Linked DNA regions of Homo sapiens: region 1 is linked to region 2. Evidence: chromatin contacts called from ENCODE Hi-C or POLR2A ChIA-PET data. All regions are on one chromosome and are shown on one strand. The core of a region is the stretch at or near the end of the contact, and the rest is flanking DNA. Distances in the headings are between cores, read along the strand shown.

What was found. Hi-C counts contacts between places; a loop is a spot of excess contacts on that map. ChIA-PET counts read pairs that join two places held with the same protein, here RNA polymerase II (POLR2A).
Region 1: a map of endothelial cell of hepatic sinusoid shows a loop between it and region 2 (2.6-fold over the local background). The contact joins two enhancer-like sites. A Hi-C loop is called at or near these places in 1 of 168 maps with a recorded cell type or tissue (endothelial cell of hepatic sinusoid). POLR2A ChIA-PET finds 5 or more read pairs at or near these places in 2 of 52 experiments (HEK293T and OCI-LY7).

Annotation. Positions count from the first base shown.
Region 1 is chr12:104,516,084-104,523,034 of GRCh38, forward strand. All of the region lies in intron 1 of CHST11 (carbohydrate sulfotransferase 11), which reads left to right. Among named protein-coding and RNA genes, the nearest start is that of CHST11, 63 kb to the left of the region's middle. RefSeq lists an enhancer at 4,367-4,416. Within about 2 kb of position 3,333, at least 5 of the 41 ENCODE cell types and tissues checked have a DNase peak (open chromatin) inside an H3K27ac peak, as active enhancers do.
Region 2 is chr12:104,405,690-104,412,603 of GRCh38, forward strand. No RefSeq gene overlaps it. Among named protein-coding and RNA genes, the nearest start is that of CHST11, 48 kb to the right of the region's middle. RefSeq lists an enhancer at 6,607-6,666. Within about 2 kb of position 3,047, at least 13 of the 41 ENCODE cell types and tissues checked have a DNase peak (open chromatin) inside an H3K27ac peak, as active enhancers do.

The sequences.
Region 1 (6,951 bases), core at 2,083-4,582, 110 kb after region 2:
TCAACCTTGGCAGTATTGACATTTAGGGCTGAACAAAATCTTTGTTGCTGGAAGCTGTCCTGTGCAATGGAGGCAGTTTAGTAGCATTCCTGGCCTTTACTCACTAGATACTTGTTGTGATAACCAAAAATGTCTCCAAACAATGTCATATGTCCCCTAGGGGCAAAATTGGGGCAAATGTTAGTTGAGAGAGCAGAGACCCTGACTCTTTTTGTCTCCTGTTCACCTTTTCTTCAGCAGAGAGCACGGTGTCTGTTCATATCCTGGTGAGAAGTATACGATTTATGTGATTGGCTCAGATCCTTGTGTTAAAATACAAGCTACTAAAATGGTCATCTTTGCAATTTTTTCATTGCCTTTTTTTCTCTTGCTAGTCATCATCCCTTATGTGAAGCAATGAGGTGGATATCATTTCCTCCATCCACTTTTAGGCGTGGTTGGAATTGGAGGGCTTAAGGCTTACGAAAAGTGCCTGAGCCCCTGAGTCCATGCTTTTGGCCCATCTGAACTCCAGGAGGGGAGACATACAGATAAAAGAGTGAGGTGCTTTTATAGTGTTCCTCTGAGGCTCCCTGGTAACATGCCATCCATTGAAAATTGGCCTCTTTGCCTGGGGGAGCCCCTAGGATGAGTTGATACCTAAGTCACCACTGGGCATGCTGAATTAAAGGCATGCCTTGCTGTAAAGAGGAACGGAAGCTCAGGGCACCAAGCAGAAGGGGCACATTAGGAGAGCCTAGCAGAAATGTATTTTTGAATTTGTGTGCCCTGTTGGGCTCATTTGGATTGATTTCCTCCACTCTACCTTCTATCCTATGCCTAAGTTGATCATGGAGCAAAATGTTCCTGTTTGTTCTTCCTTCTAGAGTTACGAATGGTAAAAAGGCAATAACTGATGTTTACTGAGCACTTCTTATGTGCTCTAAGCTCTCTTCATGCATTCTCTTTCCCCCCTTCCAAATCCTCTCCATCATAGCTGTTACTGCCACTTAAAGATGAAGGAAGAGCCTTGAGAGGTTTAGTAACATTCCCAGGCTGAGTGGTTAAGTAACTGGGGGAAGCTGGAATTTGATCTCTGCAGCCTTTTTTGTCTGTAAAATCTTGGGTGCACTGTAAGAGAAGCCCAAGAATTGTCCAGCGAAATTAAAACTGCACCCCAAAGTTCAGCGCCTGGGCTCCATCCTCAGAGCCTTTTATTGCACCCGCGCTTGGATGGGTGTCTTGAAGCCGATTTAATCCTGGTCTGTCTACACAGGGGAGCAGCAAGCTGTTGACAGCCTCATTTTATGGTCATCAGTGCCCTCTTCCTTCTGAAGCTTGTCAATTTTAATGTCTGGAGAACCAGGGGGTGGTGTAGGGGCTTCCAGACCCCTGTTTGCAATCATCACTTGTACACCAGAGCTTCTCACACTTAGATGCATGTGGAATTCCCTGGGGTTGGAGTTAAGTTGCAGGTTGTGATTCCATAGGCCTGGCCTGGGGTCTGATCCTGCATTTGTAACCAGCTCCCGGGTGATGATGTGGAGGTGGGTGTCCTCTGGCCACACTGAAGTCCCTAGTTCTAGATGCCATCACCCTCACCCTACTTCAGAGGCTGTACCAAATTCTTAGAAGAGAAATTTTGCCTCAAAAGCGACCTGGGAACCTGACCTCAGGAAGAATTTCATCTCTGTGGGAATGTGGAATCGGAGTGATAGAGGTGAATGACAAGGATGTGGTGTTCCTTAAGCTGACTCCTGATGAGCTTGGCGAAATGAAGCCAGACATTTTATAATTGGTCCCTTTTCTTTGTGTAGTGTCTAACACTTTTTGAATACCTACTGCATGTCAGTGCCTTTTCCCACTGAGGATCGTACTGGATAACTTTGGATCTAAGGTCGCTTTGGCAGTGAGAAGTTCCCGCCTCTGAGTCAAGACCACCTTTGAGTCCAGAAATGGTGGCTCACGCCTGTAATCCCAGCACTTTAGGAAGCTGAGGTGGGAGCTTGGCCCAGGAGCTCAAGACCAGCCTGGGCAACATAGTGAGACCCTTACTTGACAAAAAAATAAAAAAATTAGCCAGGCGCAGTGGCACGTGCCTGTAGTCCCCGCTACGTGGGAGGCTGAGGCGGGAGGATTGCTTGAGCCCAGGAGTTCAAGACTGCAGTGAGCCATGATTGTGCCACTGCACTTCAGCCTGGGTGAGAGAGCGAGACCCTGTCTCAAAAAAATAAACATAAAAATAAAGACCACCTTTGAGTTAGCAAGTATGACAGGAGCGCGTGAGTAGGAAGGAGGGAAGATTCGGATGATACACATGTTATCATGCTGTATTTCCTTCACTAATTATATGGGCTCGGTAAGGGATATTCAGAGGTTGTCAGTTGCCTTTGTGCCAGATTCAGTTGGACTCTGATAAAGACCTAGGCAAATACGATGTCTGTGCACCGTGTTCTGGGAAGCACTTTGAAGGACCCCGGGCAGATTCACTGGCATAGTTAATACACCCCGGACTTTCCCTCGCCCTGCATATGGTGGCTTATGAGAAGAAAGCGAAGACTAGAAAATCATTTGTGTGTCACTTTGCAGGAAAAACACTTCAGGTAATGAGACAGGATTTGAGTGGGAAGGTGATTATAACCAACCCTTCATTCATTTTCTACAAAATAGTCAACATGCAGTCTTCCAAGCTGCATAATGAATATAGCATCCTTTAGCTGGGGATGTTGGGAGGATTTATTTTTTATCTGTGATCCAATATTAATTTGCCTTAAACAAAAGAAGCAATTTACTGTGTAATTCTGAGGTTTATGGTGTTTCTACTAAGTCCTTTCATCTTTGAAAGATGGTGTTATGCATTTTAATAGAAACCATTTTTTTCTTAAAATCTTTTCTTTTTCTTTTTTTCTTTCTTTTTTTTTTTTTTTAACTCTTTCTTCTCTTCAGTCGGATTATAGAGTTGGAGCAAATGTCATGATGAACTTTGAGGCCTAGGCCTGGACTCTTGAGGTGTGTGTGTGTGTGTGTGTGTGTGTGTGTGTGTTTCTTTCTCCATAATAGTCCCAACCCTAAACAGGGGTATGGCACAGTACTTCTTATGAACAAAAGTGCTATTGGTCTACAAGGGGACTTGAGCCTGCACTAATTGTATTTGATTAGGATTTTTGTGCTGTCTGTATGATGTTTAACCACACTGTCAATTACAGACTTCCTTTAAGGAATTTCCAGGAAACCCCCTTACCATAAGAGTTTAAATTAATAGTTTGCTAGTTTAATGACAGCAGTTGGTAAAGGAAGCACCTTTCAGACCATTAGCTAAAGCCAACTTCCTTTAAACTTAAAGGAGGGCACAGCATGATAGATGGAGATCTGCCCCAGTGCGTCATCATAAATGCCTCGAGGCAGCCACAGGATGGGTTTTGACCTCAGTGGGGATAGGTTTGGTTAGAGGGTTGGGTAGAACCCCCTAACCTGTAGAAGAATCTAGAAAAGTGAGATGAACGCCTTTCTCTTAAGGCTGTCACTTGTCCAATTCCAACTCCCTCTTTAGTAACCACCTCCCTGCCTCCCAGCGAAGTGACCCCAGGGAGCCGGTTATTATGGCCCTGCTTGATGGATAATTACTGGTTGAGGCTTGATTTGACACCAGCATTTTGCATGATAGCCTGTTAGATTTGCTTGGCTCAGATTGATATTTTCATTCCTCTAAGGCTGCAGCATGGAAACATGGTTGAGTGGGGTTTGCCAAGATGGGATGATTTCCTGTGCTGTGGCAGGACCAGGACAGCTGTTCTGAGAACTGTTTCGGCAAAGCCTTCACAGTTGGTTTTGTTGAAGGCTTTTCTGCAGGTGCAGGGTTGGTTCCTAAAGGACAGTAGTCTGGTTTTCCTAGGAAACTACTTATGGAGAGTGCGTGTGTTTAATTTAGGAGGCACAGCTGTGCAAGGGACTGGGACTCCATCAGGGAACGGGGTGCAGGAGCTCCATGTTCCTTATGTCTTAGCTTCATTCCTAGTTGCTGGCGTCGGAACTGATCAAAGTTGTCTGTTGTCTTTCTGCACACCCATGCTACAGGCAGTAAGGGATGAGGCAGCAAAACCAGTTCACTGCTCATCAGCTGGGGAGGCTTCAGGACAGTCTCTGAACTACTGAGCATTAGTTTCTTTATCTGTCCAATGGGCCCAATGGCACCTGCTCTGCTCATCTCTCAGGATCTTACATGCCACATAAGCTAATGGAGAAGTAAATGCTTTATAAGCCTAAAGGAATGGACATGGGTGCATTCAGTGAGAGGCAGTAGGACTAATGGTTAGTGATTAGTTTGCTAAGTAGGAGCAGCAGTTGTTAGTGTAAGAAGGGCGGGTTAGTACATGGGTGGTGGTCAGGAGGAGCACCACTGCTGCTGCTACTTAGCCACTTGTGTAACCTTTTTTTTTAAACAAAACAAAACAAAAAAAAACAAACCTCTCAGTCTGCTATAGGATAGATTGTTCCAGCATCTGAAATTGCAAAGCACTTCTTGAAGGGGATTCTTAGGATGGCGTAATTTTGTTCACTCATAGGATCTTCTTCCTGGGGCATGATCCTAGCCATGTTCAGGATAAGCCCTGAGCATCAAGCTGGTGCAGTGAAGTGTTCTGTGGCTGGAGGCTAAATCTGTCCCAGGCTCACAGCATGGGAGCGGGGATGGCAGGGGCTTTTGAATTCCCTTGAGGGCACTTGGCCTTTGCTTGTATCTGCTCAGGAAGTCAGACAGTCTGCAGCCAGTGGCGTGTGCAGCCACCCCTTCTGTTCTCTGACCCTGGAGGCTTGTGGTCCATTTGTTTTAAAGGTGACTGTCTGATATTCCTTTGGAATACGTGAGTCCGGTGGGAAAGAATAGAACATATTCTGAATCTTAATGGTGGATTTAAAAAATCTATTTAGAGAATCTGAGCACTTAATTAGACATGTCTTTTTTTCCCCAGCTGCCCTAATTAAATAGTAATCATAATAAGGATAAGGATAATAGTTGATCTCAGTATCCTGTCTCCCAGTGAAGTTGCTCAATACATATTTGTAGATGAATGACTTGGAGATCCAAAGGAAGGTTCAGAGATTTGCCATTGTATTCGAGTCTACCCTGGTGGGACCTTTAAGGTGAACATTCTTCTTCTCTGGGCCTCCACCTTTTCCCTTCCCATATAACTATTTTCTCCTTATCTGCATGCTTTTCTGCAATGCATATCCGCAACAGGTGAGCCTGGGTGAATATGATTACATGCAGGTTGGTTTTTCTCCCTTCTTTGTGGTCCGCGTTTTGGGATTAAATCCCCCTGCAGACTTTTGTCTGGTCAGCCTGGTTGTGACTGTGGATCTTGGTTTCGTATACTGTCAGAGATGGCAAGGAATTCAAAGATGATGTCGTTTTACGTCTTTATTTTATAAACTCGGGCCCAAAGTGAAATGACTTGCCCAAGAATACACTGAGTGAGTGAGGTGGTCATAGAGAGCTAGCTCTCCTGACGCTTAGCTCAGACCTAATTCCAGGAAGGTGACTGCATCTAGCTTCTGCCCCAACACATCCTGGGAAGAAATGGTATCCTGCTAAGAGAATGAGGGCTGGATGGAGGTGTCCTGCGTAACGGTGTCAAAGTACTTCACTCTGTCCTCTGGGGATCCCACAGTGATTCTTTGATTCTATGCCCACTGAGGAAAAGTTGATTTGAGTCTACTCCACTGTTTGATTGAAATGGGCCTCTTCTGTCCCCAGCCTGGTGAGTCGTATCTTGTTTCCCTGCCAGTGGGCATTTTCTGCCTTTATCCCCGCTCATGGCTGCTGAATGGGTCACCCAGGCTGGGGCAGGCTGAACTACAGGCTAATGAAATTGTTTGGCCTAGTTCCTGCTTGGTGGTGAAATCTCAGACAGGATCTTATCACCCTCTCTGTGCCCGGAAAATTCGACTCTCCTGGAGCTTATAAAATTGGGATGTCTGTTTCCACTAGCATTTCTTTCCCAGTTATATTAATCAATAATGTGAAATTAAATCAAGAAATTCCTTATGCCGGCACTGGCTTCTCCAATACATTTATCTCTGTATTCTAGTATTTGCTTTGGCTCTTTTTCTCAGAAGGGGATTTTTCCACACAATTTAGGAGCACAGAGCGAACTTCCTGGGAAAGCCTAGAAATTCAAACATCCTTAGCTGCATAAACTTGGGAGTATCAGTATATCTCACTGAGCCGTGTTATTTTTAATCTGTAAAATGGGCATCAGTGTGCCACCCTTGCAGATGTTGTAAGGATTACATGAGATTGTATGGTGTGTAGGATACACCTCACTTCGTGTTTGGCATTTAGTGGGTCTTCATGTGGAGGTCCGAGCTTTCAAGACAGCCTTTTGCCTGATGTAGATGTATTTACGTGTATTGGTGTAGGGTTCTCAGGCAGGCTTGATCATCAGAATTACCTGGTGTACTTTAAAATAATCCCAGCATGAGCATCAGATACCAGGGTTCCCCCAGACCACTCACTCATCCGAATCTCTGGAGATGGGCCCTATGTTCCATCATTTTATTTTATTTTTCTATTTTTTTTCAATATTTTTGTAGACGTGGCGGGTGGAGGGCTGGTCTTGCTATGTTGCTTGGGCTGGTCTTGAACTCCTGGCCTCAGGCAATCCTCCTGCCTCAGCCTCCTAAAGTGCTGGAATTACTGGTGTGAATCACTGCGCCTGGTCCTATCGCATCATTCTGAAAGGCTCCCCCTGTGCTATTTTGAATCCTCAGCCACATTTGGGGACCTCTGTAGGATGGGTTTTATTTTTTCTCATCATCCTTGATAAAGGCAAAATGGTGGTATGGTATAGAGACTTGAGGATTTCAATCTGATCATTTTTTCATGCTTGATTTGGGCTCTGTTCACAGCAAGTTTGTTGGGATAGGTGGGGTAGGAAAGGGGGACAATTTAAAAATAATCGTCTAATAAGAGAA
Region 2 (6,914 bases), core at 1,797-4,296:
TATTTTCACAATCAGCACTGAGATGACCAACTAGCCAAGCTGCCCCGTGTGCCTGCCACCTCTCCATCCACGGGTGCCTGCCAGCCGGTAATGAGAAGTTTGCCTTGCCCTTTAGAACCATTATTTTAAACAATGAATGGTGTTTGCAGAAGTGAGATTGCGAATAGAGATTCATAATGAATAGCTTCAGCAATAATTACTTATTTTCTATATTTATCGAAAATGACTACATACAGTATTGCTGTTTTCTCTGAAGAGAAAAATGCAGTAATTATCATCGCTATTTATCTACTTTCCTATTTTAATAACTAGCAATTGCCATTTTTTAATTACTAGGGCAAAAAAAATGGTTGCCTCTTAGCTGAGATGGCTCTAGTGTCACGAAGAATGCACTTCCACACTAATATCAGTAACGTTGTGTGCAGAGAATAAATATAAGGTGTTTGGGTTTCTTGCCATTCAACCAGTTTGTTAGGCCTGTGACAGAAGCAGCAACTTGGGGTTGAAATGGTTTGTCTTCAGAGCTGTAGGGGAACCACGTCTCTTAACAAAGGTGATATAGTCCAGTAGCATATGTTTATTTATGTCCAATGATGTACTGATAAATGTATAACAACCAGCTTTCCAGTGGGAGAAGGAGCTCTGACATGTAGCATTGGCCAATTACTGTGGTGTAAATACTCCCATCATGGCAGATTTTAAGATACCAACCCTACATCATGAAATACACATTTGGGACCAGAGGCATGCAATTGACTCTCTCATGCTGGAGTCAGCCAGCTCTAGCACATCACTGGATATTAATTCTATGGTATATTTATTTATTTATTTATTTATTTGAGACAGGGTCTGGCTCTGTTGCCCAGGCTGAAGTGCAGTGATCTTGGCTCACTGTAACCTCCACTTCCTGGGCTCAAGTGATCCTCCCATCTCAGCTTCCCAAGTAGCTGAGATTATAAGTGCACACCACCACACCAGGCTAATGTTTATATTTTTGTAGAGATAGGGTTTTGCTATGTTGCCCAGGCTGGTCTTGAACTCCTGAGCTCAAGCAATCTGCCCACCTCAGCCTCCCAAAGTGTTGGGATTACAGATGTGAGCCACAGTACCCAGAACATACACATATTTATTGAGGGCCTCTTGTGTGCCAGGCAGTGTCCCAATTGCTGATGTGACAGCAATGAATGAAACAGGTGGCCCCTGCTCTAGTGAAATTTAGATTGAGTAGGAGAGACAAGACAACCACCAAAGGAACTGGTAAATACATAACACAATGTTGAGGAGTGGTGAGTGACAACTGGAGTGGAGTAGGAGGGCAGGCTGGGATGGGGTGAGGGTGGGAGCTCTTTTGCATATAGTGGACATGAATGTCCTCCCTAAAGGGTGTCATGAGCATAAATTTGAATGAAGTGAAGGAGAGAGTTTGTGAGGATTCCTGGGCAAAGAGCATTCTAGGGAGAAGGAAAAACCAACATCAATTCTATGAGGTGGGAGGCAGGAGGATGCCTGGGGGTTGCTTTTAATCTGTGTTTCTGAAGGTCTCAAGATCTGGGAAGTCTGGGGTATCTTCTAAGATGACACAGATATATTTCTTTTCTTGCTCTGCTCCAGTGAAGCATTCTTGCTCTAAATTTCAGCAGGGCTTGAGACCTGGGGGTGACCCATGACTCTCCCTCCCTCCATTTCCTGCAGGATATGATATTCTCACATTTCTTCTCATGTCCTTGCATACCTGCAGCTCATTTGATTTCCTTGTAGACACTGGCTCCTGACCTCCTCATTCCTCTTACATTGAAACTTATGCCCCCGCCTGGAATGGCAACCCGGGGGGGAAAGGGTTTGTTCACTCCTGACTTTCCGTCCCCTAGAACAGTGCCTGCCTCACAGTCAACACTTGGTAAATATTCATTGAATTCATTAACACAGGAGATGCAAGCATCTAATTATTTCATTAGGACTTCCAGTAAGGTCTTGCCTGAGCTAGGAGCCCACGCCCTCAATGCTGTATCCCCCTTCCTGACAGTTTTCTTTGCTGTTCTGCACTGACACCCTTGCCTGGAGGTAGACACTCATAAACACTGTGGAATGATTGACAGCATGGATATTGTTTTATTCTACATTACGTCTGTTTTTATCCTAAATTACTTTTATTCCTTCTTCATAGTATAGATAGGACATTCTATTGATTTTTTTTAAATTGTGTGTGCAGGAAGGTAAAATTATCTGTAAATTTCATTTCCACATAGTGAAGGAAGCATGGAAATCTTTTGTTCTCTAAAGGGGCTGCCATATCTGAGAGGCATAAGAATGATAGGCTGGACAGAATGATTTTCATTAATGGACTATTTCAATAGGCCCTAGGGGTCACCTTGAGCATTCCTGAAGCCACAAGAGAACTACCTGGATAGTTGACCACCAGGGGAAGTGTTGGGGACATTGGGAAACTCAAGGAAGACTGCTGATGACGTCAATGAGACACATCCCAGACAATGGCAGGGCTTCCTTTCTGGGCATGTCCAGTGCACACGGGCTGGAATCATGAGAGGGGACTTTCAGCTCCAGTGCTTTTAGAACCTGTTCAACGATTCGGAGTGGGGGTTTGAAGTGAGTTTCTCACTTCATGCCACATTTGATCTTCAGTGCACAAAGAAAGTACAAAGCCAGAGAGGTGAGCCAAGAGGCAAAGGCCCTTTACTCTGGGAGCTAAGTCTTGTTGGGTTTAAGCATGGATCAGTCTTCTCAGTGCTAATGATGAGATCGGGAAGTGTATTGATATTGCAGGTGTTTTAAGCATGAAGATGAAACAGACGTTTCTTTTTATCTATTCATCAGTGACTAGAAAAGTCTCTCGGCTCGGGAGATTTTGTTGTTTTATTCTATTTTTTTTTTCCACACTGACTTCTTGTGTAAAGAAACTCATGGCAGCACCTAATCTTCAGAAATAAGTGACTGGCAGCTCAGTGTTGAGAAATTATACTAAGGACGGGCACTGTGGGACTATCACTGGCCCTGTCTGGGCCATTTGGCAGTCAGTCAAGGCTGGAATAGTGAGTCACCCTCGGGGTTAGAGATAAGGAAGCTAGGCTCAGGGAAGAATGGAGTTGCCTGGGACCAACCTTCTGGTAAGAGACAGCCCCGGGCTGGGACACAAGCTTCCTGACTGCTGTTATCTTCTTCGCGGAGTTGATAGAAGGCAGGAGCTGGATTGTGTGAGTGTTCTCTCCAGAGAGACAGAACCAACAGGGAGTGTGTGTGTGTGTGTGTGTGTGTGTGTGTGTGTGTGTGTGTGTAGAGAGAGACTTTAAGAAATTGGCTTTCACAATTGTGGAGGCTCGATAAGTCCAAAATCTGATGGGATAGGCCAGCAGGCTGGAGACTCCGTGAAAAGTTGCAGTTCAAGTCCAAGGTCAGCCGGCTGGAAGAATTCCTTCTTGCTCCGAAGGTTGGTCTTTGTTTTATTCAGGCCTTCAACTGATTGGATGAGGGCCACTCACATTATAGGTGGCAATCTGCTTTACTCAAAGTCCACCAATTTTAATGTTAATCTCATAAAAAAAAATACCCACCTTCACAGAAACATCCAGAATGATTGACCAAATATTTGGGCACCATAGCCCAGCCATGTTGACACATAAAATCAATCCTCACACACACCTTAATTTTAAAATGTGTTTTAAATAATAGTAAATGCAATAGATATTCAGTATAGAAATTTTAAAATTGCAAACAAATATAAAAAAGAAAACTTTCCACTTCACCAGGGTGCATTGGGATATTGCCTTAAGAATTAATTCTAGGCATACTTACACTATAATATTTTCATACCTCGGAATGGTGTCATTTCACAGTAGTGTTTTGCAGCTTACTTTTTTCACTTAGCAAGACTCTATGAATTTTTCCCCAGGTTAACAGATGTCATTCCACATCCTGATTTTTAATGTTGGCACAGCATCTGTCTGATGCCAGCTGTAGTGAATGGCTTTGCTCCCTGCTCGACATCCTTCCTCCTTTTTCTGCTAACAGCATCAGATTTTCTTTTAGGGATCTCCCCTGCCCCAACTCCCAGGCCATGTGGTTCAGGTGGGGCTAAATCCTACCTCCTGAGCCCTCTTTGGCCTAGGACCAAAGTCCTCAATATTGAGAAAGAGGGCCGGGCACAGTGGCTCACACCTGTACTCCCAGCACTTTGGGAGGCTGAGGCGGGTCGATCACCTGAGGTCAGGAGTTTGAGACCAGTCTGGCCAAAGTGGTGAAACCCCATCTCTACTAAAAACACAAAAATCAGCCTGGCGTGGTGGCGCCTGCCTATAATCCCAGCTACTCAGGAGGCTGAGGCACAAGTATCACTTGAACCTGAGAGGCAGAGGTTGTGATGAGCCAAGATCACGCCACTGCACTCCAGCCTGGGAGACAGAGTGAGATTATCTCAAAAAAAAAAAAATTGAGAAAGAGGGTTCTTTTTTCCAGGTTGTTAGGCTGGTTCACTATAGGTCTGGAACTGCTGGAGGCCATTTTTGTCAATACGTGGACTTGGTCCTAAAGATGAAGCCAGAATGGAGGAAAGCAAATAAGAGAACTGGAGAGAAACAGATTCCTGATTACATATTATAGTTTGAACACCTGGATCCAGCCATGCCTGAAGCTATTCTCCTACACTTTTCCATTATGGGAGATAAGTTCTCCCTTTCTTTGCTTAAGCCAGTAGAGTTGGATTCTGTCACTTTACCTGCAAAGAGTTCAGAGTCTTATTTGAATATGGTATCACTCTACCTGACATATCCCAGTACATGACTGTATTATTTTCTGTTTTTGTTTTTTTCTTCCTGGCAATTTACCCACTATGAGCAAGATGTTACAAGGGGATTTGGAGATTATAAAAATGACTAAGAGGCCAGGCATAGTGGCTCATGCCTGTAATCCCAACAATTTGGGAGGCTGAGGCAGGAGGATTGTTTGAGCCCAGTAGTTTGAGACCAGCCTGGGCAACATAGTGAGACCCTGTCTCTGTAAAAAATAGAAAAACTAGCTGGCTGTGGAGGCATGCACTTGTAGTCCCAGCTACTTAGGAGGCTGAGGTGGGAGGATTGCTTGAGCCCACAAGGTCAAGGCTACAGTGAGCTGTGATCGTGCCACCATACTCTAGCCTGTGCCACAGAGTGAGACCCTGTCTCAAATAAAACAAAACAAACAAAAAATAAAAAACTAAAGTAAAAATGACTAAGACATACTCTTGGACCTCAAATAGTTTGATTCAGTAACTAGGGCCAAGTACATATTAGTCACCTAAAAGATTGTAAATTTCAACAGCTTATAAGGATCAAGACAGGCTTCCTAGAGGAATAAGCACTAGGCATTGACCTCAAAAAGAGGGAGAGATCATTTAAAATTCCTTTTCATGGCCTATAAGGCCCTATGTGGCCTTGTCCTGGCCACAGTTGTAATGTGCATATGTATTGCCTGGGATCTTACTAAAATGCAAATTCTGGGTGTGGTGGCTCACGCTTGTAATCCTAGCACTCTGGGAGGCTGAGGCGGGAGGATCACTTGAGGTCAGGAGTCCAAAACCAGCCTGGCCAACATGGTGAAACCCCGTCTCTACTAAAAATATAAAAAATTAGCAGGGCCTGGTGTCGGGTGCCTGCAATCCCAGCTACTTGGGAGGCTGAGGCAGGAGAATTGCTTGAACCCCAGAAGCAGAGGTTGCAGTGAGCCGAGATGGCACCAGTGCATTCCAGCCTGGGCAATAGAGCAAGACTCTGTCTAAAAATAATAATAATAATAATGAAATAAAATAAAATAAAATGCAAATTCTGATTCAGTAGTCCTCTGGTGGTGCCAAATTTCTGCATTTCTAGCAAGTTCCAGGTGAGGTGGGTCTGTAGGCTGCACTATGAATGGGAGGATCTGGCCCTTCCTCCTCCTGCATCATCTCCCACCCCGACCCCTCTGCTCAGCCCCAGGGACTCCTTTCTGCTTTCGCTGCACCTGCAGCTCTGCCACACCTGCTGGCCTCCATGCCTGGATTGCTCTTCCCTGAACCTTCTTACCTGGGGCTTCTCTTCCATCTCAGCTCAAACGCCAAGGCAGCAGCCAGGCCACTGGCGGCGCCCATTTCACATGGGACTTCCCCAGCACTCATGCTTTTCAAGCCTTTTTCACATTATGGCAGAGGCAGAAACAGTACTCTGTGTGGCTTGCTGGCCTGAATGGATAAGCCAGAGGGGGTAGCGGAAACTTCCAGGGGCTCCCCATTTTGCACATCTGTAATCCACTCACAGCGCATGATCAGGAAGGTCAGCTGAACCTGTTTTACCACTTTCATAGCAATTGCTGGGATCTGTGATGATGGCGTTGATTGACTTGTTCACTGCCTGCCTTTTCCAGTAAAGAATAAAGCCCTGTAACACACAACCCCGTTCCATTGCTCTCTCTTCAGTGGTGTCTGGCATGGCAGGCACTCAACAGACCCTCCTCCTGAGAATTTCCAGCAAAAGGAATATCATGAGCAAAAGTGGGGAATGGAGTGAGTCACACAGATCAGCTGCAGCCTGAGCACAGCATGTGTGGGAGGTGATAGGCAGTGAGGAAGGCGGTGATGAAGACCCGATGCTTAATCTGGGAGGTGATGGGGAGCTATGACCAGATGTGATTGGGGCTACCGAGGCGTGTCCGTCTGGCTGGTGGGGACAGGGAGAGGGAGAAAGTAGGCCAGTCATATGGTTTGGCTGTGTCCCCACCCAAATCTCATTTTGAATAGTAGTTCCTATAATCCCACGTGTTGTGGGAGGGATTGGGTGTGAGGTAATTGAGCCATGGGGGCGGTTACCTCCATGCTGTTCTCGTGACACTGAGTGTGTTCTCGCAAGATCTGATGGTTTTATAAGGGGCTTTTCCCGCCTTCGCTCTGCCTTTCT